7 separate regions of the Homo sapiens genome follow, and regions 1, 2, 3, 4, 5 and 6 are each linked to region 7. Evidence: chromatin loops called from intact Hi-C (ENCODE). Cell type or tissue: PC-3. All regions are shown on one strand. Links, peaks and the distances in the headings refer to the core of each region. The heading gives the core; the rest is flanking DNA.

What was found. Hi-C counts contacts between places; a loop is a spot of excess contacts. Peaks named below come from ENCODE experiments on the same cell type or tissue, not always from the same donor. Only the 100,000 strongest peaks of a DNase experiment are listed, where the experiment ranks them.
Region 1: it touches region 7 in a loop (9-fold over the local background); 2 of 110 quality-filtered maps call a loop at or near these places.
Region 2: it touches region 7 in a loop (11-fold over the local background); 78 of 110 quality-filtered maps call a loop at or near these places.
Region 3: it touches region 7 in a loop (7-fold over the local background); 48 of 110 quality-filtered maps call a loop at or near these places.
Region 4: it touches region 7 in a loop (8-fold over the local background); 16 of 110 quality-filtered maps call a loop at or near these places.
Region 5: a loop joins it to region 7, with 10 times the contacts of the local background. A loop is called at or near these places in 24 of 110 quality-filtered maps.
Region 6: it touches region 7 in a loop (13-fold over the local background); 48 of 110 quality-filtered maps call a loop at or near these places.

The regions. Positions count from the first base shown.
Region 1 is chr4:73,801,445-73,806,042 of GRCh38, reverse strand. No RefSeq gene overlaps it. Among named protein-coding and RNA genes, the nearest start is that of CXCL6, 33 kb to the left of the region's middle. In PC-3, for the core only: a CTCF peak has its summit at 2,604 (motif pointing right); no DNase peak of the experiment used is centred there.
Region 2 is chr4:74,132,010-74,136,607 of GRCh38, reverse strand. The region is part of intron 1 of LOC105377277 (a long non-coding RNA gene); the gene reads left to right. It also overlaps a transcript of MTHFD2L not described here. Among named protein-coding and RNA genes, the nearest start is that of MTHFD2L, 24 kb to the left of the region's middle. In PC-3, for the core only: CTCF peaks have their summits at 1,958 and 2,165 (motif pointing right); a DNase peak (open chromatin) is centred at 2,197; H3K27ac peaks cover 1,204 bases.
Region 3 is chr4:73,915,069-73,919,666 of GRCh38, reverse strand. No RefSeq gene overlaps it. Among named protein-coding and RNA genes, the nearest start is that of CXCL1, 48 kb to the right of the region's middle. In PC-3, for the core only: no CTCF peak of the experiment used is centred there; a DNase peak (open chromatin) is centred at 2,306; H3K27ac peaks cover 2,241 bases.
Region 4 is chr4:73,727,215-73,731,812 of GRCh38, reverse strand. No RefSeq gene overlaps it. Among named protein-coding and RNA genes, the nearest start is that of INKILN, 8.4 kb to the right of the region's middle. In PC-3, for the core only: a CTCF peak has its summit at 2,065 (motif pointing left); DNase peaks (open chromatin) are centred at 1,322, 2,082 and 3,952; H3K27ac peaks cover 4,000 bases.
Region 5 is chr4:73,861,649-73,866,130 of GRCh38, reverse strand. No RefSeq gene overlaps it. Among named protein-coding and RNA genes, the nearest start is that of CXCL1, 5.5 kb to the left of the region's middle. In PC-3, for the core only: CTCF peaks have their summits at 1,340 and 1,543 (motif pointing right); DNase peaks (open chromatin) are centred at 980, 1,550 and 3,610; H3K4me3 peaks cover 711 bases; H3K27ac peaks cover 3,257 bases.
Region 6 is chr4:73,920,799-73,925,396 of GRCh38, reverse strand. No RefSeq gene overlaps it. Among named protein-coding and RNA genes, the nearest start is that of CXCL1, 54 kb to the right of the region's middle. In PC-3, for the core only: a CTCF peak has its summit at 1,865 (motif pointing right); a DNase peak (open chromatin) is centred at 1,886; H3K27ac peaks cover 1,188 bases.
Region 7 is chr4:73,660,367-73,664,964 of GRCh38, reverse strand. No RefSeq gene overlaps it. Among named protein-coding and RNA genes, the nearest start is that of RASSF6, 42 kb to the right of the region's middle. RefSeq lists a silencer at 3,133-3,338. In PC-3, for the core only: CTCF peaks have their summits at 1,904 and 2,105; DNase peaks (open chromatin) are centred at 2,074 and 3,194; H3K27ac peaks cover 3,691 bases.

The sequences.
Region 1 (4,598 bases), core at 415-4,414, 140 kb before region 7:
TTCATTCAGTTCAGCTCTGATTCTGTTTATTTCTTTTCTTTTGCTAACTTTGGTGCTGATTTACTCTTGTTTTTCTAGTTTCTCTAGGTATGATATTCAGTTGGTAATTTGATATCTTTCTATGTTTTTGATGTAGGCATTTAGCACTATAAACTTTTCTCTTATCACTGCTTTAGCTGTGTCCCAGAGATTCTGATGTGTTGTATTTTTGTTTACATTTGTTTCAAATAATTTCTTGATTTCTACCTTAATTTCTTTGTTTACCCAAAAGTCATTCAGGAACAGATTGCTTAATTTTCATTTAATTCTATGATTTCAAATGATCTTCTTGGTATTGATTTCTATTTTTATTGTGCTGTGGACTGAGAGTGTGGTTGGTATGATTTTAGTTTTTTTGAATTTGTTGAGAATTGCTTTATGGTCAAACATATGATCAATTTTAAAGTATGTGCCATATGAAGAGGATAAGAATGTATATTTTGTTGTTTTGGGGTGGAGAGTTCTGTAGATGTCTGTTAGGTCCACTTGATCAATATTGAGTTCAGGTCCTGAATATCTTTTTTAATTTTCTGCCTCAATGATCCATCTAATATTGTCAGTGGGGTGTTGAACTCCCCCACTACTATTGTATAGCTACCTAAGTCTCTTCATAAGTCTCTAAGAACTTGTTTTACAAATCTTGGTGCTGCAGTGTTAGGTGTACGTATACTTAGTACATTTAAATCTACTTCTTGAATTGAATATCATTATGCAATGCCCTTCTTTGCCCTTTTTCAAAGTTGTTAGGTTAAAGTATGTTTTGTCTGAAATAAGAATAGCAACCCCTGCTCTTTTTTGTTTTATTTTTGCTTGGTAGATCTTTCTCCATCCCTTTACTTTGAGCTGAAGCCTGTCCTTGCATGAGATGGGTTCCTTGAAGACAGCATACTATTGGGTCTTGCTTTTTTTTTTTTTTTCTGAGATGGAGTCTTGCTCTGTTGCCAAGCTGGAGTGCAGTGGCACGATCTCAGCTCATTGCAACCTCTGCCTCCAGGGTTCAAGCGATTCTCCCGCCCCAGCCTCCCAAGCAGCTGGGACTACAGGCGCACACCACCACACCCAGCTAATTCTTGTATTTTCAGTAGAGACGAGGTTTCACCATGTTGTCCAGGATGGTCTCAATCTGTTGACCTCATGATCTTCCCACCTTGGCCTCCCAAAGTGCTAGGATTACAGGTGTGAGCCACTGCACCCAGCCAGGTCTTGCTTTTTTATCCAACTCACTATTCTATGCCTTTTAAGTGGGACATTTAGCTAGTTTACATTAAGGTTAATAGTGACATATGTGAATTTTGTTTTTAGCTGGTTGTTATGTAGACTTGATTGTGTAGTTGCTTCACAGTATCAATGATCTATTTACTTAAGCATGTTTTTTCGGTGGCCATTAACATTCTTTCCTTTCCATGTTTAGCACTCCCTTAAGGACCTCTTGTAAGGTAGGTCCTGTGGTGATGAATTGCCTTAGCATTTGCTTATGTGAAAATAATTTTATTTCACCTTTACTTATAAAGTTTAGCTTGGCTGGATATGAAATTCTTAGTTGAAATTTTTTTTTTTTTTTTTTTTGAGGATGCTGAATGTATGCTCCCAATCTCTTCTGGCTTGTAAGTTTTATGTTGAAGGTCCACTCTTGGCCTAATGAGGTTCCCTTTGTAGATTATCTGCCCCTTCTCTCTAGTTGCCTTTAATATTTTTTCTTTCACATTGATCTTGGGGAATCTGATGACTATGCATCTTGAGGATGGTACTCTTTTATAGCATCTTGCAGAGGCTTTCAATTTTCTGAATTTGCATGTCAAACTTTCTAGTGAAGTTAGGAAAATGTTCATGGATTATAGTCTCAAACATATTTCCCAAGTTGCTTGTTCTCTCTCCCTCTCTTTCAGGGATACCAATGAGTCATAGGTTAGGTCTCTTTACATAATTCCATATTTCTCAGAGATTCTTTTTTAATTTTTAAATTATTTTTTCTTTATTTTTGTTTTACTGCATTAATTAAAATAACTTGTCTTTGAGCTCTGAGATTCTTTCCTTAGCTTGGTCTATTTTGCTGTTAGTACTTCCGATTGTGTTATGAAATTCTTGTAAAGAGCTTTTCACCTCTATCAGACAAGTTTGACTATTTCTTTAGGTGGCTATTTTGTCTTTCATCTCTTGAATTATTTTTCTGGATTTCTTAGATTCCTTGGAATAGGTTTCAACTTTTTCTTGAATCTCTATGATCTTTGTTGCCATCAGATTCTGAATTCTATGCCTGTCATTTCAGCTATTTCATTCAGGTTAAAAACCATTGCTGGGGAGCTAGTGCAGTCATTTGAAGGTAAGGAGACACTCTGTCTTTTATAGGTGCCAGAGTTCTTGAGCTGGTTCTTTCTCATCTGTATGTGCTGATTTTCATTTAACTATGGTATAATTTGAGTATAGTCAGTTGGCTTCATTTTTGGATTTTTTTAGGTGGCTGAGGCTTTGTGTAGGGTCTTTATTTGTGGCTGAATTGTTGTCCTTTCTTTAACATGGGGATATATTAGCAAAGTATTTTTGGTGTTGAAGTTTGGGCTGTGATCCAGTAGATGGTGCCTAAGTGTAATGACTGGGATAAGCTCTTACTTGGCCACGTCACTGTTATGTATTTTCTTATATTTGCAGCTATGCTCCCTCTCAGTACTCTGAGAGTGTGAGCTCCTCTTCCACTCAAGTGCTGGTCTCAGATCGTGGGTTGGCATTCCCAGGCTGCACACCACAACCCTGGGGTCAGCTCAAACTTTTTGTTCTATTCTCATCTTGGGGACGGGAGGAGCAGAGACCTTGGCAATAGCATTGGTAGATAGCCATTCACTTGTCTCTCAGGAATCCACCCAAGAGAAACACAATGCCACTGCCAATCAAAACGATCAGCCAGGGGTGTGGGAGCTGCATTGTGGGCCCAAGCCAGGGGGGGCCCTCTCTGGTTATAAGCAGGGGTTCTTACAGGGAAGACAGTTTGCCCTTTTCTCTGTAGGGTGGCTGTAGCATGTTGGAGGTGAAAGTGAAGCACTCAGACTCTTTGTTTTTTCCCCAGTGTTGTGGCAGCAAGGGTGGGTACTGCTGTAGCAGCAGTGGAAAAGGGGTTGTCAGTTGCTTCTGCAAGCTCCACCTCAACAGACATAAAGCTACTGCAAAGGGAAATGTTCAGTAGGGGGTAGGGCAGCTGCACTGCCATCCCAAGCCAGTGGCCTTGCCTAGTGAAGAGCAGAGGATCAGAGGCTCAAAGTGAAGAGAGGGCTCCACTCTGTATGGTGTTGCATCATGCTGGAGGTGCCAGCAAAGTAATCATGGTCTTTGTTCCTTAGACTAAGGACCACAAAGGTGGTACCATTGCAGCGGCAATGGCAGAGAGCCTGTGAATTGTCTCTGAGATCTTTACCCCAGAGAAACCAGAGCCACCACTGACTGACATAATCAGGTAACGGTAGGACAGCTATGCTGGGGGCCCAGGTCAGGAAGCCCTGCCTAGTGATGAGTATCAGGGGCAGAAACCTACATGGAAAACAGTCTGGCTGCTTTTCCATAAGGGAGCTGCAGTGTGCTGGAAGACCGCAATTGTTCTTGGGCTCCTCACTCTCTCCCCAGCCTGAAGGCAGTAAGGTTGGGGGCTGCAACAATGGTATAAGCTATAGGCCTGTGGGTTACCTCTGGAAGCTCTGTCCCAGAGAATTGCAGAGCTGCAACCAGCCCAAATGCTAAGGCAGGAGTGGGGTGGTTGCACAAGGGTCCCAGGCCAGTGGGCTTTTCCTCATGAGGTATAGTGGAGGCAAGGCCTGTAGTCTGCCCACTCCTTAGCACTATGGATGTAGCCCTTCCTCAAGGTATGTGAGAGATCCTGGCCTACCTTGTTGGTGGAGCTACATCAGCTGGTGCCAGGGTGCTCAGGGGTCTAAGGCCCTTGGGGCTTCATGTGGGCCTCTGTGGCAGCTCTGCCCAGACTCCATGCAGCTTTGCATATCTGGAGGCCGCGGGGATAGGGGGTCAGTGAGGATCTCCTGTGCCCAGTATTGTAAAGATCTCTGCCAAAAGTGAATCCCTGGGGCCTCTTGCTCACTCACCATTTCCCTATGGTTAGGAGCCTCCTTTGGCTTTGTGCCAATCCCAGGTGGGTGGCTGTCCTGTCTCATTCCTCTCTGAGCTCCATGGGTCATGTTGCTTCCTTGATGAATCCCAATATGTCCTACTGGGTGATCCAATTGAAGAGCTAATGTTTACTGGCTACTCTATTTAATCTCCCTCTTTTTTTCTTAGTCTAGCTAAAAATTTGTCAATTTTGTTTATCTTTCCAAAACTCAATTCTTAATTTTATTTATTTTCCTATTGTTTTTCTAGTCTCCAATATATTTATTTCTGCTCTAATTTTAATTCGTTTTATCTGCTTTTCTTCAGCTTAGTTTGTTTTCTTTTTATAATTTCTTGAGGTATAAATTTAGATTGTTCATTTTTTTTTCTCGAGATGGAGTTTCACTCTTGTAGCCCAGGCTGGAGTGCATTGGCATGATCTCGGCTCACTGCAACCTCCAGCTCCAGGTTTC
Region 2 (4,598 bases), core at 367-4,366, 470 kb before region 7:
TGAAGAATGTCATTGGAATTTTGATGGGGATTGCAGTGAGTCTGGAAATTGTTTGGGGTAGTATTGTCATATTAACAATATTAAGTCTTCCAATCCATGAGCGGAGAATATTTTTCCAATTTTTTGGTGCTTTCTTCTATTTCTTTCACCAGAGTTTTATAGTTTTTCTTGTGTAGGTCTTTCACATCTTTGGTTTCAATTGATTCCCAGGTATTGCATATTCTTTGTAGTTTTAAATGAGATTGCCTTCTTGACTTCATTTTTGGCTAGATCAGTCTTGGTGTGTAGAAACACTACTAATTTTTGTACATTGATTTTGTATCCTACAACTTTACTAAATTCCTGTATGAGTTATAACAGTTTTTTTTGGTAGAGTCTTTAGGTTTTTCTGCATATAAGATGAACAAAGCTAATTTGACTTCTACCTTTCCAATTTGGTTTTCCTTCATTTCTTTTTCTTACCTAATTGCTCTGGCCAGGACTTCCAGTATTATATTGAATAACAGCAAAATAATAGTGAAAGTGGGCATTCTTATCTTGGTCTAGCCTTTAGAGGAAAGGCCTTCAATTTTTCCTTGTTAAGTGTGTTGTTAGCTATGGGTTTGTCATAGATGGCTTTTATTATTTTCAGGTATGTTTCTTCTATGCCCAGTTTGTTGAGGATTTTTATCATAAAGGAATGTTGAATTTTATCAAATGCCTTTACCTTTATGGCATCTATTGAAATAATTATATGATTCTCATTCTCGATTCTGTTAATGTCGTGTATAACATGTATTGATTTGCATATGTTGAACCATCCTGTATCTCTGGAATGAATTCTACTTGACAATGGTAAATGAGTATTTTGCTGAAGATTTTTACATCTGTGTTCACTGGTGATATTGGCCTCTAGCTTCTTTAAAAAAAAAATGTGTCCTTGTCTGGTTTTGGTATCACAGTAACACTGGCCTTGTAGAATGAGTTTGAAAGTATTCCCTCTCTCCTCTTTAATCGTTTTGAAGTATTTGAATAGAATTGGTATTAGTTCTTTAAATGTTTGGTAGAACTTAGCAGTGAAGTTATCAGGCCGTGAGCTTTTCTTTGATGGGAGACTTTTTATTATGGCTTTGATTTCATAACTCATTATTGGCTTATTGAGGTTTTCTATTTGTTGATGGTTCAATATTGGTAGGTTGCATGTGTCCAGGAATTTATCCATTTCTTCTATATTTTCCAATTTGTTGGCATGTAATGGTTCCTAATTGTTTCTAATGATTCTTAGTATTTCTGAGGTCTCAGTTGTCATGTGTCCATTTTTGTTCCTACTTTTATTTATTTGGGTCTTCTCTCTTTTTTTCTTATTCTGGCTAAAGATGATTTGGAGCTCCTTTATATGCTGCTTGCTTCTTTTCTCTTGCTGCCATTACAGTTTTATCTTTATGCTTGATCTTTGACAGTTTGATTAGTAAATACCTTCATTAGTCTTATTTGACTAATGTGATGCTCTAAGGCCTTCCTGTACCTGAATATTTATATCTTTCTCATGTTTTGGAAAGTATTCTCTTATTATTTCTTTGAATAAGCTTTCTACCCTTGCTCCTGCTCTGCTCTCTCTTGAACATCAATAATTTTTAGATTTTGTCTTTGAGGTAATTTTCTATATCTTGTAAGTGGCCTTCTCTCATTTTCATTCTTTTTTTCTTTTCTCTCCTCTGTTTATTTTTTAACAGCCAGTCTTTGAGCTCATTGATTCTCTTCTCTGCTTGACCTATTCTGTGGTTGAGATCCCCTGAAGAGTTTCTTAGTTCAGCAAATGTAGTTCTTAGTTACAAGATTTCTGCTTATCATTATTTCAATTTCCTTGTTAAATTTCTCTGATAAATATCTGAGTTGCTTTTCTGTGTTATCTTAGAGATAACAAAGTTTCCTTAAAACAGCTGTTTTGAATTCTTGGTCAGAGAGTTCACAAATCGCCATCTCAGGAGGGTCAGTCGCTGGAACTTTGCTTTGTCTAGAAGGTTATGGTTCCATGTTTGCTGTTGTTTCTTGTGGGTATACATCTATGTATTTGTATTAATAATTATTTAGTCCAGCTTTATCTGTCTAGTTTGGTTTGGTTTTTATTGAATACAGTTGCTTATGAATCTTAACTGCCAGCTTGCTGCCTTGTTTTCGGCTCTAGATGGCGCCATAAGCCTATGTTTACCTTGACTTTTGCAAATGGCCATGGCACTGCCTGTCCCATAAGGAGGAGGACCAAAGGGATTACCCTAGCACTGTGGGAAGGCCGGCCACGGGTGTGTTCCCAGGGGACTTGTGGAACATACTTGCTACATGATTTCTACTGATTTGGCATCTCCTTTGGTCAAGTTACAAGGAGTTTTTACGGCTGAGGATGGTAGTCCTGGCTTCCCTATTTGTCTTTGCCAGCCTTCACAGACATTTCTCCCTCCAGGCAGTCACAGTGCTACCTGTGGTTTAAGGCAAAGGCAGGTCTCCTGGCAGGAAACCGAAGAAGATGGGAAAGCTGGTTGACAATCTCAATTTCACGTTTTTCAGTGCAGAAACCATGAGTTGAGGGCAGATTTTTCATACTGCTGATGCCTGGTGTAATGCAGGGAAGAGGCCTCATGGATGTAGAATCTGGTTCTCCTACCATCTGCTCAGAATGTTTCCACTTCTCTGTACCTACAGGAACTGTCTCATCCTCATACAGGATCTCTGGGTTGCTGCTGGTGAAGATCTTGCTGCTGTGTATTTCTTTTTGGTTTCTGGTGGAGGGGAGAGAAGCAAGCTTGCTTCTATGCTGCCATTTTGGGATTAGAAAACCGATATGTGAACTTTATAACTAAGAATTCAAAATAGCAATTTTAAGGAAACTCAGTGACCTACAAGATAACATAGAAAAACAATTCAGATACTTATCAGAGAAATTTAACAAGAAAATTGAAATAATAATTTAAAAATGAAACAGAAATCTTGGAACGGAGAACCACATTTGCTGAATTGAAACACTCTTTAGAGGATCTCAATAACAGAATGGGTTAGAGAAAAGAATCAGTGAGCTCAAAGACTGGCTATTAAGAAAATACAGTCCAAAGAAAGAAAAGAAAAAAACAATAAAAAGAAATGAAGGCCACCTTTAAAATATAGAAAATTACCTCAAAAGACCAAATCTAAAAATTATTGGTGTTTAAGGGGGAGCTGAGCAAGAGCAAGGGGAGAAAAGCTTATCCTAAGAAATAATAACAGAGCACTTTCCAAAACTCATGAAAGACAGAAATATCTAGATATAGAAAGGTCAGGGAACACCAAACAGATTCAACCCAAGTAACACTAACCAAGGCATATAATAATTGAACTTTCAAATATCAAAGACAAAGAGAAGATCCAGAAAGCAGCAAAAGAGTAAAATAACAAAGCAACTCCAGTTCATCTGGCAACAGACTTCACAATGGAAACCATGTAGGCCAGAAGGAAATAGGGCAGCATTAACAAAGAGAAATTGTCTTTCACAGACAAAAGCTAAGAGAATTCACCACTACTAGACCCGTCTTGCAAGAAATGCTAAAGGGAATTCTTCAACCTGAAATTAAAAAATGCTAACATATTAGTGTACTAACTAAAAGAAAATATTTCAAGGTATAAAACCCACTGGTAAAATTAAGTATGAACACAACCCCAGAATATGCTAATAATTTAATTGTGGTGTGCAATCCAATCATAACTCTAGTAAGAAGCTTATAAAGACAAATCTATCAAAAACAATAATAGCGACAACAACCTGTTCAAAATAGATATTTTTAAAATATGCGAACTGATATAATAAAAATTCAAAGTGTTTGTGGGAGGTGTGGAGTTAAAGTGTAGAGCATTTTTTTCATTATTATTATACTTTAAGTTCTGAGATACATGTGCAGAATGTGCAGGTTTGTTACATAGGTATACATGTGCTATGGTGGTTTGCTGCACCCATCAACCCGTCATCTACATTAGGTACTTCTCCTAATGGTGTCCCTCCCTTAGCGCCCCACCCTCTGACAGGCCCTGGTGTGTGATGTTCCCCTCCCTGTGTCCATGTGTTCTCATTGTTCAACTCCCACTTATGAGTGAGAACATGTGGTGTTTGGTTTTCTGTTCTTGTGTTAGTTTGCTGAGAATGATGGTTTCTAGCTTCACCCATGTCTCTGCAAAGGATGTGAACTCATCCTTTTTTATGGCTGCATAGTATTCCATGGTGTATATGTGCCACATTTTCTTTATCCAATCTATCATTGATGGGTATTTGGGTTGGTTTGACATCTTTGCTATTGCTATAGTGCTGCAAGAAACATACCTGTGCATGTGTGATTATAGTAGAATGATTTATAATCCTTTGGGTATATATCCAGTAATGAGATTGCTGGTCAAATGGTATTTCTGGTTCTAGATCCTTGAGGAATCGCTACATTGTCTTCCATAATGGCTGAACTAATTTATTCTCCCACCAACAATATAAAAGCATCCCTATTTCTCCACTTCCTCTTCAGTATCTGTTGTTTCCTGACTTTTTAATGATTGCCATTCTAACTAGTGTGAGATGGTATCTCATTGTGGTTTTGATTTGCATTTCTCTA
Region 3 (4,598 bases), core at 237-4,236, 250 kb before region 7:
ACTCAGAGTGAGAGGAGAACCAATGGGGGATTTTGAACAGAGCAGAATCATAGTTTGACTTACATTTTGTAAAGATTGCACTGGCAAGTGTGTTAAGAATAGACATAGAAGAGCTTAAAGATACCAGTTAGGAGCCTTTTGCAATGATTCAGGTGACTGAAGATGGTGGCTCAACCCAGGGGGGTAGCAGTGAAAGTGGTTATGAAGGTAGAACCAACAAGATTTTTTGTTGGATTGGATGTAGAGTGTGGGAGAAAGAGAAGAGTTGAGGATGACTTTTAAGTTGGCCTATAATAATATTTTAGGCAACAGATACATAGATAGAGAAAACAGAGCTGGAGTGGTCAGGTTGGATCCAAAAGAAATTGAGAAATGAAATTTATTAGAATTGGAGATAAAATTTTTATCTTAAATTTAAGTTCAGGTATTTACCAGTTTAGGAAAAACCTTATAAAACATTCTACCTTTATTTTTAAAGCCTCCCAAAATCAATCGCCTCCTGCAAGTAAACTTGAAGTAGCTGTCTCATTTCTCTCGCTCTGAATCATCAATTTCTTCTGTGCATTTATTAATGTCTTACATAGTACTTATAAAAGATAAGTATTAGAGGATATAAATCCTAATGTTTTAAATATTTTTGTTGGTAAGTATGAAAGACAGGGAAAATGAGCTCAAGAACTCCTTGGTGTGTGTGTGCGAGTGCATGTGTGTTTAGTAATATATAGTTTTTTTCTTTTCTAGTTCCTTTTAATTGGTCTCTTTTTCTCTTTTTCCATTTGGGACACAGACTTGACTGGGAAAACTGGGATAAATCGATAGGGATGTTCTCTTATCTTCATACTAACCTGGAGATACTTTTGTAAGAGTTTATCAGGAAAAATTGCAAAGTCAACAACTGTCAAACAGTTTTTCTTTTTGTCAGCTTTCACCTTCATTCCCAAGCTGTTTTGCCTCCTCCTCATTCTTGTATCTCTGGAACCTAGAGCTTTGTCACTTCTCTCTGGAAGACCAGAGACTGTCATGCAGATCCACGTCATCTTCAAAATGAAAATTATTCCTCACGCCCCATGCCCAATCCCCTTCCATATCAGTGCTGAAAACAAAATAAGTTATTAATCTGTTTATAGCACTTGACCCTAAGATACTAATGAATGAGCCAAAGATTTATCAAAGAACTTCAAAGAGAATTTGTACAACAAAATGCTATCTCTAATAGAAAAGTAAGTGGAGTTATATTCTTATTACAGACTACCTCTTAACAACACCCAGAAAACACACATACACAGACTGAGAAAACACACACACACACACACTCCCACGCATCCCTATAGAATCATTTGCTGCCATACCGCCCCTTCCTTCTCTCCCAGACTCTTTTCACACACAGCTTTAGTGCAGTAGAGGTTTATGCTTGTGTTCTAACAAGGTACCAATAAATGCCATTCCTCATTTTCTTGGAGTGTCCTGTGGATTCACACATTGTTTTATTGGAAGGAATGTACCCTTGTAAAACTAGGAGGCAACATAGTATTGACTTGGCCAGAATGAGACTCAGAAAGCCATGTAAAGGGCTAATAGTCTATTCAGTGTTTTAAGAAATGATTTTGTTTCCCCCACTTAGAAATAGTTTTATTTTCCTGTATCAGAATGCAATTATTCTATCAAAGTACAAAAGATCATTCTCTCTTCTCTTATAGTTAACACATTTTTCCAGACACGACAAAATATAACAACTAATAGAAGTACTTTAAATCAGCGGTCCTCAACCTTTTTTTTGGCACCAGGGACCTGTTTTGTGGAAGACAATTTTTCCAAGGATGGTGAGGGTGGGGGAGTAGTTTCGGGAATGAAACTGCCCCACCTCAGATCATCAGGCATTAGTTAAATTCTCACAAGGAGCTCGCAACCTATAAACCTCGCATGCAGTTCACAATAGGGTTCATGCTCCTATGAGAATCTAATTTTATCAGAGATGGAGCTCAAGCAGTAATGCTGTCTTGCCTGCTGCTCACCTCCTGCTGTGTGGCCCAGTTCCTAACAGGGGACAGACTGATAGCCCGGGGATTGGGCACCCCTGCTTAGATTATAAACACAAGAAAATTTAATGGAATTAGGCCCATTTCTGATTAAAGTATCAAAGAGTCTCCCAGTGCTATTAACACTGACTCTAATCCAGGATACAGAAAAGTGCTGGGTGGCTCCATTACAGATGGAGAAATTGCCTAGAGAGGGTAGGAGGTTTCTCAACATAATGCTCAGAATCATAGAAAGGAATGAAAAGCCTCTGACTCACTGTCTGGTGTTTTCCAAAGGCCAACCACATTTAAATGTTTAAATTCAGAGCCAAATACCTCCAAATACAACTAACCACAGAGACTATGAGGGAATCAGGTCATTTGGGAAAAAAACACAAGAAGTTAACCTCTTGAGCAAGTGTTAAACATACCTCAGAATTATGGTGGTGTCTTAACTTTGTTTACTACAACATTAAACTAAGAAAAGTGACAGGCAGAACATTGGGGACGGTACCATTACCACACTAAGACTAAAGTAAATAAACGCTTTGGGCTAACTGGCTACTTCTGAAATGAGAATGCAACACAGGACCAAAGAAATAAAAACCAAAGAGCTTTAAAATGGCCAATTGCAAAATAGAAAAATAAATGTTTTTATAATCTATAGAACACCCAGAAAAAAATGTGTTTTTGTAGGCAGGAGATTTTTTATTTTTATTTTTTATTCTTTTGGAATTGCCATAATTTTTACTCTCCTAAAATCAGAACCTCAGACAAGGACTTGGGTCCTTGTAGTTGATTTGCGAGGGTATCCAAGACACAAACATAAGAGGTAAGAGGAGTGAAACCTGGAGGAGTGGGAAGCCAGTATAAATGTATGCCTCACTGAGTTGCTGCTATGAGAAACAGGGCCTCCATTCCTCTGGAATTTGTGGGGAGCACATAGAATGCTTTCTGGAATTGCTTGCCTTGAAGGCCTGGAGTCTGGTGCAGGTAACCATCAGTTCTCCTTGCCTAGTGGTTGAGGATTACTCCCAGGGACATAAACTCTCTTCCTCTACTTGGGACTCTTTTTCCATACTAGTCAAGCAGACTCCCACTACCTTGGGGAAGGCTTTGAAGCAGAATGCAAAAATATGCTTGCTCTTACAGTGGACTGCTATCAGTGCAGGATGAATCTGAGGTTTTCTGGAGCTCTTCACTACAGTTGTGACTGAGATGAAAGGTAAGTTTGGGGTATGTGATGGGGAGGAAAATAAATGAATGTCATGGTCTGCTTCACTCAGAATTGCATCACTCATAGTCTTGCATTACTCCAATTTACAGGAGCTCATATTGAATTTTCTTGGTCATTTAGTTTTAGAGAAACAAGCTACCCTCATCACTACTGCACCTGGTCCTTAGGCCATCATCAATATTCATCATCTCCCTCCTTCAATCCATTCTAGATTTTCACTGTGTTTTGTCAGAAATTGAAATAATTCAATATGCTTACCTGGTAGGGTCACCTAAATTTTCATCCCTGAGGGGTTTGAGCTCTTGGTTGTCTTGCCCTTGTCTAACCACAGTTGCTGAAATCGCTTATTTACCATTTTTCCATGGCATGGAAACATCACAAGTCCCCATAAGTGTCAATGATCTGAACTATTCCTGACAATCTGAGTCAATTATATCAAACAGTATAACTTTTTTATTTATCTTCTGGCCCACAAGCATGAGGAACCCAAAGTGACCAGGTGGCAGCTGTGGCTTTAAGTTCAATGGAACACTTTCTGTATGCCCTGGTACCAATATTCTTCTCTCCATGGGTCACCATTAAACATCCCTTCAAAATGGCAATTAGGATTGTTCCTACTTGATCTTTTCATGACTAATACTCTATGGGTTACGCTATTGCAAATTCCAGGCATTTTTGTTCCCCAGAAATTGTATTACCTTACTGACACCAAATAAAAACATATAATTATCTTTGATGGTATTTCATATATATATATATATATATATATATATATATATATATATATATATATAAAATTGGCAACTAGTAGTGATTATTCTGCAATATCACATTTTTCTTCATTAATGAGAGCTTGATTTAAAGACCCAATGTGAAATTTTTGTACTTTATTACAAAGAACAAAGTGACAGATACTGTAAGAAAGCAATGGGAAAAGAAAAAAGTACAGAGAGAATTTAATGCCATGTTACCCACAGCTCTCAATTTAAGCTGTTTTGTTACTCCTTTAGGCAGCTGGAATCATGGGGGAAAGAGTTTATAAACAAAATCTCGACAATGGGACAGAGATTTACTTGTGCCTCAAAGAAACGTCTAGCTATTTTGATTGGTTATTTTGAGTTTTTGTTCTCTGTTTTATCATAGCATTAGCAGATTTTTCACTTTGAATAAGCCAAAGCTCATTAACCTACATCTCTCTGAATCTTGTTGAATTTGAAATTTTCTACTGCTGATAGCCAGATCCAAACTGTTGAATATTGGTGTAGTTATATAAGTCACTACAGTTGCTCAGCAGTGAGAACTTCAAAGTGATTGTGTATGTCTCATTATCAAGGGAGAAATAGTGG
Region 4 (4,598 bases), core at 315-4,314, 67 kb before region 7:
TGAATAAATGTTATGAAAAAATAAACATAAAACAGATGGGGGAATTAGGGGAGTCAGGTGTGTGAGGAGTGAGCAGACTGCAGCATTGGAGAGTCAGAGGAAGCCTCCTTGAGAGATTGATGCCGAGCTACAAATGGAAGAAAGTAGGAATTGGCTCTGACTATGTGGGCGAGCATTCCAGGCAAAGGGACAGTGAGAGTTAACAGTTAGTTGGGAGCATGACTGGCGTGTATGAGGAACAGTAAGGAGGCCAGTGTGGCTGGAGCAGGGAGAGCTGGTGAATGGGAAAGGAGGACAGACAGCAAGTGGCCACACTAGATAGGCCTTGCGGGTCATCGCAAGGATTCCAGCTTTCACTCTGTGGGGAGAACCATTGCAGTGTCTTTGGAAAATCAGTGACATGATCTGACACTCTGACAGCTAGGGTAAAAAGGAGTATGGCAGGAGGAAGGGAAGCAAAGCAGGATAACCAGTTAGAGGGCATGATGGAAATCCAGGAGAGAGATGATAATTGCTTACATTAGACAAGCGTGGTGACTAGTGGTCAAATTCTGGATAATTTAAGGTAGAGACAGCACAAAACCCTGAAGGATTAGGTATAAGACATGAGAAAAAGACAAAAGTCACAGACGATGAAGACTTCAGGTGTGAGCAATTGGAAGGATGGAGCAACTAAACTAAAGTTGCAGAATTATTTGAATGTGGGGCAACTCTTGCTTGATAGAGCTCTTCTGACCACATCCTCAGTGGATATCCTCAATTAGGCAATTAGGCCCATAGTTGTGTGACCCAGTGGCTATGGCTGGTGGTGGAAATAATGAGGAGGCACGGAGGCAGATAGAGGGGTGGGGGGCAGGGTAATATTTATTGTCTTCCAGCTCCTGTACTGGGTTCTTTATAAAAGTTAATTCATTTAATTCTCATCACAAATTTATGTGCTTGGCGCTATTATCTCCATTTTTATGTTTAAGAAAACAGGCTCAGGGAGTTAAAATTGTACACACATAGCAAGCAAGCAGCTGGACCCAAACCTGAATTTAAATCAGCACCCAGGTCTCTGGCCCCAAAGCTTGAGCTCTCTTCCCTCTGCAGAATGAAGTCCAGCCTGGGTAGAGCTCTGGCAGCCCACTTAGTGTTCATGTCCCAGTGGCCCAAGTCTTGAAAACTAGTTTAACAAAACTCTTTTAAGCTTAGTAAATAAGGTTGCAAGAGCATCAGGAAAAGTTTCTGACGGGTCTGAATTTTGTGCTTAAAAGGGTGAAACATGCCCAGTGACCTCACCTCCATTAAATCTATTCAATGACATCTGTGGTTTGTAAACAGTTCATCAAATGGGCGGGGTGGGAGGAGTATATTTGTCCAGGGCTTTGCATTCACAAAAACCCTTAAAGCTGATCTTCAGTGTTATTAACAAATAAGGTCAAGCTGCCAGCCAGAGATATTTTGATAAGATTGAAAACAGAAGACACATAATACTTAACTTTAAAATCTTATCCTGTCCTGAACATAGAATCTGAGTATACTACGAAGTGCTTATACTTTTAATACCACAAATACATTGCAATATATTTGTGCAATCTAAACATGTTAATTTATTAAATATAGGCAGTTAATGTATTTGTAAAAGTTTTATAATTTTGTTGTGACATTTCTCTTCTTTCTCTTTAAAATATTGATATTATTTAAAAAGAAGAATAAGAAAAGAAAGGCGATGACTCAGGCCCACCTTGACCTTCACAAGGGCTCTGTAGTAGAAACTTACAACACAACAAGCCACCACCTACCTTAATAAATATACCACAGTGAGGGAAAAAGAAATTCAGGAAAAATGACATATTTTTCTCTTTTCTGTGGTAAGTAAGTGTCCAAGTACAGGTCTTAAGCTCTGCACAAATTCCAACTTGGATGTTTTTGGAATCTTGGAGCTTGGTAAGGTAACGTATAGTAAGCCCTTAATCATATCTAGTTGGCAATATAGAAAGATTTCTAAAAGGAAAAGGCTCAAACAAGAAATCCTTCTGATAGTCAGTGTATCCCAGTATAAGCCCCACCTTGTGGTCAGAAGGCAGCACTGTCACACTCCCATCCACAGAAGAACTGCTGAAAGGCAGGGCTGGGAGAGTTTCAGTAAATGCAGCCAGAATCTTAGGCAAGCACGTTGTCCTCTATTTCTCAGCTTTTCTCATTTCTGTGGAATGGTACCAGTTCACTTGCTCATTTCCTCTGTGTATGTGTATGTGTGTGCTGTTGTTGGATTTAAACACTGGAGCTTGTCATTTTCTGCATCCACCTCCTCCCAGTTTCATCTTCATTGGAACTTCCACGTCTCTGAAATTAGGCCTCCCAGCAGGGCCCAGTAGCTCACACCTATAATCCCAGCACTTTCGGAGGCCGAGATGGGTGGATCGCCTAAGGTCATGAGTTCGAGACCAGCTTGGCCAACTTGGCAAAATCCCGTCTCTACTAAAAATACAACAATTATCTGAGTGTGGTGGCAGGCACCTGGAATCCCAGCTACTCAGGAGGCTGAGGCAAGAGAATCACTTGAACCCAGGAGCCAGAGGCTGCATTGAGCCAAGATTGCACCACTGCACTCTAGCCCGGATATCAGAGTAAGACTCCATCTCAAAGAAAAGAAAAAGACAAAAAAAAAAAAAAGAAAGAAAGAAAGAAATTACACCTCCCAGGTTAAAACAAACCTGTTTCTTCTTCCATTTACAGTGTTAGGATCAAGAGGACTTGATCAGAATCCCCTTAGTTTGTGAACACCACGAAGACTGAGGTGCAGCCTCAGCAACACTGGCTGGTCAGAGACACTTGTGGCTGTGGACTCTGTGTGTGTGTGTGTGTGTGTGTGTGTGTGTGTGTGTGTGTGTGTGTGTGTGTTGGGAAGGAAGGCAGTCTATCCATCTGTTCAGGGTGAGGAAAGGTGAAAGAAGGATGTGAGAAGGGACAGAAGGAGAATAATTTTTAAAAAGATGGAGAGGGGAAAAAAGGAGACAGAAAGGAAACCTATGCTGAGGTTCCTTGAGCCACTTTAGGGAGGGTATTAGGACCCTGTTTTCTTTCCATTTAAGGGAAAGCAGGCAATTCCTTAATGTGGGGTCTATCATAATAGTAACATCAAAATATCTTTGGAATATGTAGCAATGTAGTATACAAGGTATAGACTTTCTTTTTTAATTGTAGTGAAATACGTGCAGCATAAAATTTATAATCTCATTCATTTTTGAATATATAGTTCAGTAATATTAAGTCTTCACATTATTGCGCAACCGTCATCATCATCTGCCTCCAGAACTCTTAGTACCGAATAAAAGTCTTTGTTCAAATTGAGGCTCTGACACTTACAATCACTTAGTGTCTGAGGCCCCAGTTTCTCTCATGTGTAAATGCTGACTTTAATGAAAAAAAACAATGGAAATGAGTTGTCGTGAGCATTAATAACAATATTTGTAAAATGCTTAGTATAGTAATAAATGATAGTAGCCATTATTTTATTATGATGATTTCCTGGAACTCTTTGTTTTATTATGATGATTTCCTGGAATTCTCGCTGCTTGTTTCCTCTTCATGAATAACATGATCCTAAACCTTCCCATAATCACCTAGTGAAGCTACTTCCCTCCCCACTAGATCAAACATACCCTATTACCCCATAGATTTCTTACATTATTTTGTGTATTGTTTTTTAGAGCTGTGTATTATTTCCTATGGCAGGGAAATGGGACCAGAAAAAAAAAAAAGTAACTACCAAGGTAACCAAAGAGTACGTCTTTAGCACAACTGTGTTCCAACCTATGCAAATTATCAACTCATTTTCATAGCTAGAACGCTGAATGCTCAGAGTCAGTGAGGCCCAGACTGGAGGAGGGCAGGGTCAGGGAAGCCAGTCACCGGCACAGCTTTCGCCCAACAGCCTCCAAGAAGTCAGACTCACAAGACCTTCTTCCTTGTGTACACATCCCCTTCTTGTGAAAGGAGTGGCTGGACCGGTGGGTAGTCCCTCCCTACCGATTGCCCCAGCTCTGGCTCCTCGCATGTCCAGTGCCCCTCCTGCTACCCGCTAAATACCTCAGCTCCCTGTCACAGCCTGTCAGGCTGGATTTGTAGGAAATTTTTAAGACAGGTTAAGTTTAAAAGGCTCCTGCAGGAATTGTAATTTCCGTCTATTTATGGAACCATTCTGACTTCCCATACATTATCCCATTCAGCTCTCAAATATAACCCTTCCTTCCTTCCTTTCTTCCTTCTTTCCTTCCTTCCTTCCTCCCTCCCTTCTTTCCTTCTTTCCTTCCTTCCTCCCTCCCTCCCTCTTTAACATTTGCAGTTCCTTATTATAATATGGTTCTCTTTTAGTGTAGCAAATTTGGAAAATAAAATATAAAGAAGGAAATAAAAATTGGCTGTAATCTCACTACACAGAGATAAAGATTTTAATGTACATCTTTCAGTATTACATGTGTATTCATGTACATACATTTTTAAATTGGCATTACATGGGGCATACCATTTTAGGTTCTCTGCCTATCTCACTTTCCAATCTCATAGGCATTTGCTGCCAGTCAGTATACTACCTCATGATTTTTGGCTTCTGT
Region 5 (4,482 bases), core at 1-4,000, 200 kb before region 7:
TTAAATGAAAACACAGCAAAATGGTCACACATCTCTATAATTTTGTTTCACTAACAGCATATCTTTCCTGTGGCATTGAAATAGCTTGTTATATTTTCCTGAAGTACACAATTCTGAAAAATAAAATAGTAACTTTGCCATGAGAAAACCTGGTAAACTCGCCCTATACCAAATGAGGAAGATTTACGTCATCAGTGTGATGTCATGTGCATATCATGTACCCCCTTGATATGATGTCACAAGAACAGCATACCTCTTTGGTGCTCTTTCAAAAATTAATAGCCCAAGTCTAATCATGAGAAAAGCATGCTTCAAACCTAAATCAAAGAATCTTAAATGGCTGAGTGGTACTCTTCAAAATTGTCAATGTCATGAAAAATAAGGGCAGATTGAAGAACCATCACAGTCCAGAGGAAATTATGGAGATATGACAATCCACTGCAGTGTGGTACTTTGGTTTGCATTCTGAAACAGAAAGAGGATGTTAACGGAAAAACTGGCAAAACCCAAATAAAATCTGCAGTTCAGTTAAAAGTAATGTGTCAGCGGTGGTTTCTTAGCTTTGACGACTATACCATGATATTGTAAAATGTTCACTTTAAAGGAAAGTGGGTGAAAGATACACAGATACTGTATTGACTTTGCAACTTTTATAAACTTAAAATTATTTCAAAATAATTTTTTTATTTTTTAGTTTCTTTTTTTAAAATAGTTTATTTTTTAAAAAGTTTCTCTTTCTGAATTCATTTAGAATGCCACCAAAATTAAATGGCCATGCGTGTTTCATCTGCTAGCTTTTAGAGAGGAAACTGAATTTTCGTTTAGTGCCTGTTTGTTCAAATATGAAAATCCAAAATATCTACTGCCGAGTTTGGACACTTCATCATGTTTCATAGGATTAAATAGTTTGCCTTCATCATTAATCACGCTGCCCAAATCTCTCATCTAGTTCTGGTAACTGGAGAAAAACACAAGTGTTTCTGCTGTAATCATCTCAGGACCCAACCCAAAACTGACGCAATGAGAGCGCTCAGGGGGAGCAGAGCTCCACAGGAGCTGCCAAGAGAATGAAGCGAATTAAGCATGTCAAGAAGCAGTGGGCATCCGCAGATTAGACAGAACTTGACTCAGGAAAATTTTCATCAAAATCACATTTTGTGTAAATGAATTGGAATGGAAAGAATTTTTTGTTGTTATTTCCTCCTTAATATGCCACTTGTATCAATGAAATCCGCATAAACCAAAATTCAAAATTTATAAGCACAGGAATGCTGTAGCCTGGAAAAATAAACAAATTCATTGTCTTGTTGGAACAAATGTTCCTCCAAGCTAATTTTTTTCAAGAGTTGAATGACGGGATTTTACGCAGTCTTTAAACGTATGCAAGCAACAATTCTTAAAGAAATGGAGGAACCTTTAAAAATGGAAGCTTTGGTAGCTAAATTCCATTTTGCCTGGAATCACTATTGAAACTTTCATAATTAGCAGTCAAATCTGGGAGCTCATGTTTTCTAGACCTGTTTATCTGTCATTGCTGTAGCACTCTGCTGCCTGCAGATGTCACCTGGCAGCTCCCTGCCTCAGCTGCATCAGGTATTTTTCACTCACTAGCCCAAAGTTTCTCTGTTGCTGCCATGTAACATCCCTTTCGCAGGAGAAACCAGAGGCAAAAGATACATGTTTTCCCATTTTTCATGCTTTGGGCAGACATTCTACATCATTTCTCAGAGGATATCCAGTAGGATTGAACCCCAGTTGCCCATGTCCTCTTTTCCTATTTTACTCTTTCCTGTTCTTGAGTCCTCTGTGTTGGGAACATTTCCCCAAATCAATTACATGCATGGCAAGCCCATGACTCAAGCTCTGTATTTTAGGGGAGCCTAAATAGAGGCACTGCTCCATCCTGAGAAGTGACCATGCTCAAGGCAGGCAGGAACCGGCGGGGCAGCTCTCCTCTGCCCCTACTTGCCTTAGGAACTCTTGTCCCTCACACCTGCTGTACCTATTTCTCTATACTCATCTCTTCCAATGTAATGACTCTGGCTCTGAGCAGAGAATAATAAAGATGTGTGAATATGATGTTAGATTTCTGGATCAGTTCACCCCCCAAAGTACAAGGGCATAGTGGGTGCTAGAGTTAGGTTCAGCCTCTCTATTCAGTCTTCCAAAGACTGCTTGTCTGGCACCCCCTTCTCGGAACACCCCCTCGATTACCAGCTCTTAGTCTGTAGATTTCAGGTAAGATAACCCATCTCTCAGTTCCTTCCTGTATGCCACCCCCAGCCCTAACCCTGCTGATTAATTCAGATGTGGACAAGTGACCAAAGCCTGGCTATATTAGAAATAGTTCCTAGAATTTTTGCTGGAACGAATGAAAAGGAGGTTCTGAATTCTCACTGGGATTGCAAAACTGGTAAAATGAGGGCCTGGAATTTTGTAATGCTTGGAGAGAACCTACCTGAGAGCGAATTTGGCCCAGAGAAAAGCAAAGGTAAGACATGAAGGGGACCATCTAAGTATATGTATGGACACCTAGGTCCTCCAGCTGGCTCTGATTTATTTATGAACTTCTCAGTCATGTAGGCCAGCAGATTTTCTTTCTTTTCTTTTTTTTGAGATGGTATAAATTAGATGTCTGTCTCTTGCCAGTGAAATAGTCTTGCCTAATACCACCCATCTTCCACACTTCTGCTACAGACAACTTTCCTACATAGTTGCTCTAGTTACTTTATTGTTAATGCATCTGTCCATTCATCCATTCAAAATTTATCTACCACTCATAATCCAGGAACTAAATTTGGCTCTAAATCGGATTACAAAGAGGGAAAAGAAGACTTTGCTTCAACTGAACTCACATCTACAGAGTGGCACAGAAAGATATGGCATTGTGTGGAGGTCCAAGACACTCAGCTGTGTGCAGAGTTTTGTGGGCACTCACAGGAGGTGAACACCTGACCCTTTTTCTTGGGAGGGTGGGAGCTTCCAGAGAAAACTTTCTGGTAGAGGGTGCTACCTAAGGTGAGTTGGGAAGGGACCCACTTCAGAAGAGGCAGACCAAACAAGCAAAGGAATGGAAACTGGCAACAGTGTAGTGTGACCTGAAAACAAAAATCAGCCGTTTATTTTTTTAACACAGAATTTAACATTTAGATTGATCCAGCAGAAGGATAGGCAGGGCCCAGTCACTGAAGGCTCCTATTTATCAATCAAGGACCATTTCAAATGTCACTTCCATTAAAATCCCATCTTTCCTTCCAAAGGGTTATCTTGGCCTTTGGATACAAATCACATTGTGGGGAGCATTGATTTACATACTCCCATACTGGATTGTGTATTCTGTAAGGAAAGCCATCATATATCTCATTCCTGTTTGCATCCACCAGACTCTAAAATTCTCTCACACCAGTGGTTTTCCTAGGGACCCATCAAAAACTATGAATATCTGGTCCTGAAAGTTCACGGGAAGCTTTGTGCCAGGACTCTGGAAAAAGAAGATGTAAACATGAAGATAAGTTTTCAAACAGGGAGTTAGAAGGAGCTAGAAGAAAAAGTCTCTAAAATGAGTCTGGTTCATGCTAAGCACTCAACAAATGTTTGCTGACATAATGCATGAGTCAATGGTTTCAGGTCACTGTTTTAAAACTAAAATATCCTTAAGTCAGGATATGTGGAAGCTTCCCTTGATGGAGTGTGGAATTTCCTTAGTTTCTTTTGCCTATTTTGACTTTTCAGGACCAGAATAAAAGATGCCAGTGGACATTTAATGAAACCAGATATGACAGTTGGGTCAGAGCCACAGTTTGAATTCTATAGTAAGAGCTAGAAAAGGGGATCCCCTACCTGGGAAAGCCAGAGTAATGAGTCTGAACCAAAGTCCTTAGAAAGCTCTGATGCCCAGGTCTGCCAATACATTTAAAGAGACAGATGGGACCTGCATCCAAAGCCAGAGGGCTTGAGCTCTCCCAGGTGTGGAACAGAAGGGGAACAATGTTAGGAATAAGGCCAGGGAGGTCCTTGTCACAGATGGAGCTGGAATATCTGTGTTTGGTTTATAGGTCATTTGCCTTAGGGCTGATAGAACAATCCAGGTCATTACAGGTTCATGATCTAGGCAGTAAGTGAGTAGATAATAGCTATTCTTCCCACACATTTTAAAATTCATCTGCGTGTAAAAGGCACAGTGATAAGTTTAGTAGAAGAGGAAAAGTTGGATAAAATATGAATTCTAATGTAAAATTCTTTGTTTAGCCTGACTACTTTCTCTTGCAATGCTATATTATTTGTTTTTCTGTTCCTGGCATGATAATCTGATGTTATGATTAGTCTACAGATACTTAAAATCATTCAGGTAACACTGAGAATCATTTGATATATTAGCTTTGCCAGATTTTTTTTTGGAGGGGTGGTTATTGTTTTTATATTTTTTTTTTTTTTTTTTTTTTTGTTTGTTTGTTTGTTTGTTTTGAGACAGAGTTTCACTCT
Region 6 (4,598 bases), core at 220-4,219, 260 kb before region 7:
TGTATATGATAGATTCAAAATATGTAATATATAAAATATCATAAATAAGTCCAAGAAGAAATATATAAATATTTCATTAGAAAATTTTAACATATATTTTTAAATAATTGATAATTTATGCAGAAAAGACATTAAGATACAGACTATTAAAAAGCACAATTAATACATTCCATGCAATGGATATATCTGTATATATGTTTTTACATATATATCGATATATATGTATATATGTATATACATGTATCGATACATATACACATATATATCGATATATATACACATATACATATATATGTAAAAACATATATACATGATATATATATCAATATATGTAAAAACATATATACATGATATATATATCAATATATACATATCCATTGCATGAAATGTATTAATTGTGCTTTTTATGTATATGTATGTATATTAATATATATCTCCACATACTCAATTTTCAATAGCTACAGAGTATATTCTTTTCTTAAAAAAGCCCACTTTATTGAGGTGTAACTGATATACAAAAAGAAAAATAACAAACAGTTAAGGAGGAAATTTTTGGAAGTAATGGATAGGTTCATGGCAAAGATTATGGTGATAGTTTCAGAGAACATAGTATTTTCAAGAAGACATGGACCATTTATGAAAGCTGACCACATATTTAGATAGAAGGCAAGACTCAAAAATACTTTTCGATGTTTGTTGTGATACACACAATGATCTGTGATTATTGTGTGAATAAGTTAGGTATCAACCACAAAACTGTACTTTAGAAAAAAACTCAACAATACTGAAAGCAACATATATTTGGAAATTAATAAAATCACTTCTAAATAACTCAAAAATCAGAAAATCAGAAAATACATAAAAACTTATTAGAAAATATATAGAATCAACTGATAATTTTGCCGTATGTTGAACACATGAGACCTAGGTAATGTAGGGACATTTACAGCTTTAAAATGCTATGCTAGAAAATGAACTTAAAATATCTAAATTAAATAAAAAGACAAAGAGAAGGAACTAGATATAAGAGTAGAAATTTATGAAATTGGAAACACACATTCAATAGAAAGGATCACCAAAACCAAGAGTTGGTTGTTGAATAGATTTTGGTGTGATTGGTCAAGACTGCAGACATTACAAAGTTAACAAGAAGATGTTATCATTTGGTGGCGATTAATGTGAAAATAGGTAAAATGGACAAATTTGTAGAAACATATAACAGTAAATTAAAGAGGAAATATTATATTTAAATAAACCTGTAACCTTTAATAAAGTTGAATTAATACTTACAATATTTCCTACCCAAGAAATGCACAAAACCAGCCATTTTTAATAGGGAAGTCTACCAAATATTCAGGAAAAAAAATTCAAACTTACAGAAATTATTTCACAGTGTCAAAATTTAGATCCCTTTCTGACTTACTACATAAGGCTGACATATTCCTGATAATAAAACCTGACAAGAGCTATTTCTGAAAGGAATTTTTCAGGTGAATCACAATATGACTATAAATGTAAAAGTTCTTTAAAAATAAAGGATTAGAAAACTGAAAATTAGAAGTTTAAAAAATACATCAAGGGATACAAGATTGACTCAATATAGGAAAGTCAATCAATATAATTCACTAAGTTGAAATGTCAATGAAAAAATATAAGAACTCGTTAAATATTCAATATAATTATCAGGGTTTATTTTACTACATAGTATATATAATACTTCTCAATGGTAAAAATCAGCTATTACAATATGATGCCATTTTGCAAAAATATGTTTATTGAAAAGTAATATGATCTAGGAATGGAAGCCAAAATTCTAATTCTAGGATTTGATAAATAGGACTTTTCTAAGTCTGTCACAAGGTGGCCCCAAATCCATATTCTTCATGGCTCTGCATTTGTGGAAAATGAATCAAACAGCAAAAAGAAGGTAATACAGCAAAAATCTAAGGTAATAATAATCCAGTGTATACATAGCCCACTTAATAATCAATTGTCCACTTGGCTAAAAGAAGAGAGAAAAGCAATCTTATTACATTTGAAATGAGGAAGGAAGCTGATAAATGCATCAAGGCATTTTTCTTCAAGATTAGTCTCAACAAAAGTAATAAATAATCCTTTTGACATTCAGTATTTCGATGAGCACACAGGCTAGTAATATGCAGGCTTGGCTGAGAAAAATCTGTGATCTTTACCTTTTCCCTCTTTTCTATTAACAATTATTTAGTTTTTGACCTTGCCTGAGTACTTGTAAAACAGTTTCAGAACTGTCTTCTTTTTTCTGTTCTACTTGCCATACAAAGAAAAACTGTAGATTATAAATCATGTAAGATCCTGTCAGGAAAGCCTCTGATTAAAAGTCTTATACAAAATCATGACTAATTAATTCATTTCTTCTTCCTTCCTCTTATCTCAGAATCCTTGAAGTCTTAAGATGGCACCACAAAAATTTCTTTTCAGACAGTGAGAAATTCTTTCAAGGCTGGGTAACACAATGCTAGAAAAAATGCCTGGCTATTGACTGCAACTGATAGACAATATTTGAATAAATAGTAAAACAATTAGTACAGAAGATTGATATTTTAGTTTAACTTAATTGTGGTATAGCTTGGACAAGTCACTTCAAGATAATAATATTTTATTCTTGTGGTTTTTTGAGAATTAAGTGAGATAGCAGGTACGGTTCTGAATACTGTTCCTGGCACATGGAAGAAACTTAATGCTACTTTTGGCCATTGTCAATGCTTTCATTCAGAATACAATGGAATAATGAAAATAATTACTTGTCAATGGAAAGAGCTAAACATATCCCTGCTTATATTCTCAACTGATTCTGAATTGGGCTTCATATACCAGCTCTAAATGGTATCTTCCAAATCTGTTTGTTTTTGTGAAGGAAAGGGTAGTCAGAAGTGATAGACAGCCTGACTTATCTTGAAACAGCACAGCCTGGAATTTAGTAGGGTGTTCTGAGTATACCTTAGCAAAAAATATAGAAAACTATGATTTTTGAGTGAGTTCATAGATTTTTAAAAGTAAATGAGAGAGGCTTGATTTGATTGTGCACTGTCTACTATGAATTTTATATTTGTCTCAGGGAAAGGAAGCAGAAATGGCACAATTGTTGAACTTAGTAATCTTCAAAAAAGTCTCTTCTGCTTCTGCCTGGTAAATAAGAAGGTAAAGGGCCGGGCGCGGTGGCTCACGCCTGTAATCCCAGCACTTTGGGAGGCCGAGGCGGGTGGATCATGAGATCAGGAGATCGAGACCATCCTGGCTAACAAGGTGAAACCCCGTCTCTACTAAAAATACAAAAAATTAGCCGGGCGCGGTGGCGGGCGCCTGTAGTCCCAGCTACTCGGGAGGCTGAGGCAGGAGAATGGCGTGAACCCGGGACGCGGAGCTTGCAGTGAGCCGAGATTGCGCCACTGCAGTCCGCAGTCCGGCCTGGGCGACAGAGCGAGACTCCGTCTCAAAAAAAAAAAAAAAAAAAAAAAAAAAAGAAGGTAAAATTAGACAATCTAATTGTAGTGTAGATAAATCACAATTCATAATCAATTCTGACTCATTATGCTCAGAATTTCCAGCACATTATTTAGCACAAATTATTAAGATTCTATTGCCTATTCATTTATGGCAAGGATTTTTACAACTAGCCATCAAGACCAAGGTCTTAGACAACATTTGTAACACTAAATGTAGAATGCAGGTCTCCATGCATTTTAAAGAAAAATGTTTAATGCTTATTTTCCAAGATAAATGTGTTATTAAGACATGGAAACATTCATCAAGAATGTTGTTTATAACTGAAACATTTCAAGGTGGATCCAAATGCAGTATTTATACCTGACCTTTTGAAACTTGCCAAAAGCTACATTATACTTTTAAAGACTAAAGATTGAAAAAAGAGTGCCAAAAGTGATTAGTTATATACGTACATACACACATACATACCATGCATACCAATATACATATACACTAGATACTCTGCTAAATAATTTTTATATATTATTGCATCTAATTTTAACATTGATTTTATAGTACAAGTACTATTATTATCCCTATTATCTTAGATGAGGAAATCAAGACTTGATATGCTAGATTAGTCTTGTCTGAAATATTTGCCAATATACTATTTGATTATGAAATAATTGATATATGCAAAAGAAACTTACCAAAGATGTAAAGAATAAAGCTTAATAAAAGGCATAATAAAAACAAACACCCATGCATATCGTGAACATTGGAACTAGACTTTTACCAATATTATTGAATCTTATGTGCTTTTCCACTATTCTGTCCCTCTGCCTCCAACCAGAGTTAATTACAATCCTAAATTTTGATATATTCTTTGAGTAAGAAGTGTAGCTATTTTCTAAAACCATCCTAATTATTGATTTATTTGTGGCACTTATTTAGCATTCATAAAACTACATGGATGTTTTGGCAGTCATAGATTTAATACAAATACTGTTAACATAATTCCTGGATTTTATACTTTCTCTTAGAATTTAGCAGCTGGCATGGTGGTTTTAATTTAGTAGTTAATCACGATTTTATAACATTCATTTACTTAGTACTGAATCATAAAAAAATATTGA
Region 7 (4,598 bases), core at 432-4,431:
AAACAGAAGCATACATTTCTCATAAATCAAAATCACTTTAAGAAAAGTAGAGCAATTTGAAACACTCCAGGGGAAAGGAATAACATTCTACTCTCATGAATAAAAATTACTGGGGCCTGTCTCAGCAGAAAAAGTAATTCCTGGGAAGAGAAGTATCTCTTATGAAAGGCTTTTCCCCAAAACTGGATGGTTGTGTGGGAGAGGAGTTGGAGGGTGCAGAGGAGGCACAGAAAGGAAGAAATAAGCATAATAGGATGAGTGAGAACCCCAAACAGAGCCCCACTCAAGGCTGCTGTCCAGGAACTGGCAGCATCAGCATTGCCTAATGTTGGGAATGCAGGATCTCAGGCCCCACTTCAGACCTCCCAGGACCAGAATGTGCAAGTCCACAAGACCCCAAGGTGATTCCAGCACACATTACAGCGTGAGAAGCAATGGTTTAAAACAATGGTTCTCCACCTTGGCATCACTTTGAATTTTCTGCAGAACTTTAAATAAGCACTGATACTTGGGTCCAATCCCAGAACTTCTGATTTAATTTTTCAGGAGTATAGTTGGGGCACTGAGGATTTTTAAGCTTTCTTAAGTGATTACAATGTGCAGCCAAGATTGAGAACTACAGATTTAGTGGACTGATAATGGCAGTTTCTGTTTATTTGCTCTCCTCAGTGGCACTAGGATGTATGTAAATTTCTGTTTTAGACTTGAAGCCATGAGACCCTGTAAGAGGAGAATTTTTTATGATCGGGTGTAGGACACTCGACAACAGGTCATGGAAATCTGAGTGGTTTGCATTATATAACAGATCTTTCCTTACAAAATGTACATGTACAATAAATTTTTATAAATAAGAATTATTTTGCACTCTTAATATTTCCCATACACTGTACTAGACAACCATGCCCATTATTTCTAATCATCCCATAAGCTCTACAAAGATAGTGTTATTATCTCTCTTTCACAGATTTGGAAACTGAGGCTCAGAGATGTCAAGGGATTTCCAAGGTGACACATCTGATAAACAGTGCTGTCAGGACTTGAGTACAGGTCTTCTTGTCTCCAAAGCTGAAGTTCTTTACTCTGCCCTAACTGCTTCCCTTAAAAACACAAATCACATTTCAAAACCACCAAGTTTGTCATTTTAGTAAATACACAAGATGAATTATTTTGCAAGGCAGAGTTACTTGATGCAATCTCTCTTAATTTGCCTACTTTACACATTACAAAGTTTATGTAGATTTTCCCAAATGTAATCCAAGCTTTGATTTTAGCCCTCACATGGTGAGTTTTAAAAACAAATAACTAACTAGTTATTCCTCCTCCTTTCTTCCTGTTTTCCCCACCTTAACTCCAAGTCTTTTATAGAGTGAAGTTCAATTAAAATAAAATAAAATAGAGTATTGCCATGTAAGTATATTTAGCCTTCCAATTACCTGAAGGAAGTAATAAAGGAATAATTAAAACATTATGGTTCTGTGTGGGTTTAGTGGGCTTGGATGGTAATTTTCCTGACAGGAGCACACAAACTGATGCCCAGTAAGATGCTGCTGTACCCTGTTCTCAAACCACTTAAGAATGATATTCACGTTGCAAAGGAAACTCCCTATTGGGAACCCCTGGTGGGGCTTCCTTTTGAACATTTATACCACGATGTACCAGAACACACTGCTTTTATAGTATCAGACCACCCTCCAGTCTCTGGGTCAAAAGTCTGCTTAAAATGAATCCAGTAGCTGATAAAAATGACCTGAGGATGGAAAGAGAAGCCCCCAAATCACACTGGGCACCACACAGATGCCCAAGCAGATAAAAGTGATGCCTTAGAGAGACCATCAAGTGGCTAGTTCACATGCAAATGTTGCTCCAAGTACTTACAAAGTGAGGAGCTCTATACTAAGTGCTTTATATGCATTTTTCCATTGAATCTTCATAGAAACTCTACAAGAGTCTGTTAATTTTGTTTTACAAATAAAAATGCTGAGAAATGGAGAAGTTAAGTGACTTTCACAAAACCATGTTGCTAGTAAGTGATGAATTAGGAATTCAATGGCCACGATCTAAGTCCAGAGCCCACGTTTTTAGCCCAATACTGCCACTTATAGGTAGGATGTAATATCATTTTCTATAGAGATATTAAAATGGCAGATGCTTGACAGGTCTAACCAGCACCTACTCCCCCTGTTCCTCTCCAAACGGACCCCTATTTTCCTTTAAGGAAATAACTGTAGTGACCACCTGGTAATTACGCAGTAACCATGATTTCTTAGTGGACTGACCCACTTCCAGCTCAGGGGAAGGTCTTCAGCATATTCTTACACCCCTTGCAATGATGGTCAATTTACCTTGGTTCAATCTGAGTAAAGATCTGGAATTATCATTTGGTGATTGTGAGAAGTGATGCTTTCTACTTGGGAAATGAATAAGGAAGTGTGCAGCCTTAGCTGTTACGGCAGCCATCTTTGTGACCATGAGGTTACAGCCAGGCTGAGGATGAAGCCAGCATGAAGACAGAGGCCAAAATCTTGACCAAAAGAAGTCTGATGCTGGCTCTTCCTTTGGTTTACAGTTTTATGAACCAACAAATCTACATTATTGCTTAGTTCCCAAGGAGTTGGGTTCTCTGCAACTGAAAAGTCTTATCTGATACATGGATACCAATACTGTATGCTTTGTTGTCTTGAAATAATTCTAAGTGAGGAATTTACTTTCAGCATGCTATGGTCTTAATAGGAGCTCCATTGTGGACATCTTCCTGAAGATAAAAATATAGAATAGTCTCTAGACAAGCTCACTGCTCAGATAATTGCTCTACTGCTAATCTAGACTCTATAATTTGAAATTCATCATAATAGGTTAATATGAATAAAGGCATTCACAATGAGTCAATTATATTGCTATTCATCAACTTGTGTAAGTGCCTGAAGCACAATTTATGTCAAACTCAAGGAACACAAGCTTCATATCCTGAAAATTTGGGGAAAACGTTATTAGTCATAGGTACCTTTTAAACTAAAAACAGGAAATTTTGTTGTGAAATAAAACATGACCAAACTAATTGTTTCTCATTTTATTCAAAATCGTTTCCCCCATGAAGCTTTCCTCAGGAATTGAAAGAATGATATATACACTTCATGACTCAAGTCTTTCCACTGACCTCACTTACCAAGAGCTGCAGAATGTGGCTCCCCACATTGGCTATGATGCTCACCACAGCCCTTCTTATCATAACAGACCTCTTTCCTATCCACATTCCATGTGCACCTCAGCATGTTTCCTGTGGGTGTCCATTGGTCTTTCTGTTTACTCCCAGATAGTTGGATCAGCTGTACTCAAGATGGGAGGAAACTTCAAAATGTCAAAATGCCTATATAAGCAAATGGCAAGAAGTGTACCAGCCAAAGGCAAACTGGATTGTCATCTCCTTGAAAGTAGTTCTATACTCAAATTGTCTAAAGTGACAAGTATACAAATATATAATGAATATGCATGTATATGTGCTTATACATATATATTAAAATTTATTTGGGAATGAGGAAGATTGTTGAGCATTTGAAAAAATTTCATTGGACTATTAACTTGTCTGAAGAAAAGTATAATGGAAATTGAGGAAATCAGGAAAGGAAATATTGTACAAGTTAGGAAAGTTAACCTGGAAGGCTAGCTTATGATAATTGTGGGTTTTGCCATTGAAACTACTGTTAAAAAACACAACTATTTTTGCATCAACCTAATACATTATCCCATAATTATCCCTTGGAAGTCACCTGAGGGAGAATTGTTTTGCTCTCCAATAAATCTAACCAAGTTAATCTGAAATTACTAAAAGGTAAATTTTTAAAGTTCTCAATGTCCTCCTCCAGGAACACACATGGTGCGGGGCAGGGGGTGGGGTGTCTTACTAAAAGGGCATTAGAAAGAACTTACAGAATGTGGCCTTGTGTCACGTGATTTGGAGGAGGGTTTGAGAAGCATGGCTTTGCTCTAGATCGGATGTTGTTAGGAAGTGATATAAGGTCATGACTGGATCTCTCAATAATTCTTATCTAGGAAGAGGGAAGACTAGAGTCAAGCTAAAACTGTCAGCAATAAACAAGCAATAGCCACTCTAATTAGCCAGGATTGGGAGATATTGGGCCATGTTTGTGATTTAAACAGATTTCATTCTTTGCCTGTGTTCATGCATGGTTACGGAGAGGTCTTGTTTTTGTCTTGATTCACCATGGTCATAGGGTGGCATTGTCTGATGTCGGTATTCTGTGAAATCATTTATTTGAAGAGGAGATCGCTAAGACATAGCTGGAGTGCCAGGCCAGCTCCTGGATGTCAGAGGCATCTTTTTCTTTCCCAAAGCCATACAAATTTTTCAATGTCTAATCATATAAAGCAAATCTTTCCACTAAACAACAACAACAACAAAGTCCAAAAAGGCTGAAAAAGATATGTGTAGATTTATTGTATGAGTAGGAAATTGTTTTTTCATGTTACCAGTAACTTTCATTAGAGAAAGTTGATAAACTGTCTCATCTTCCTCATTCAAATTTGGATTAAATTTTTAGACTTTGTGAACACAAGTTTTCAAAATTAGCTAAACAATTCTT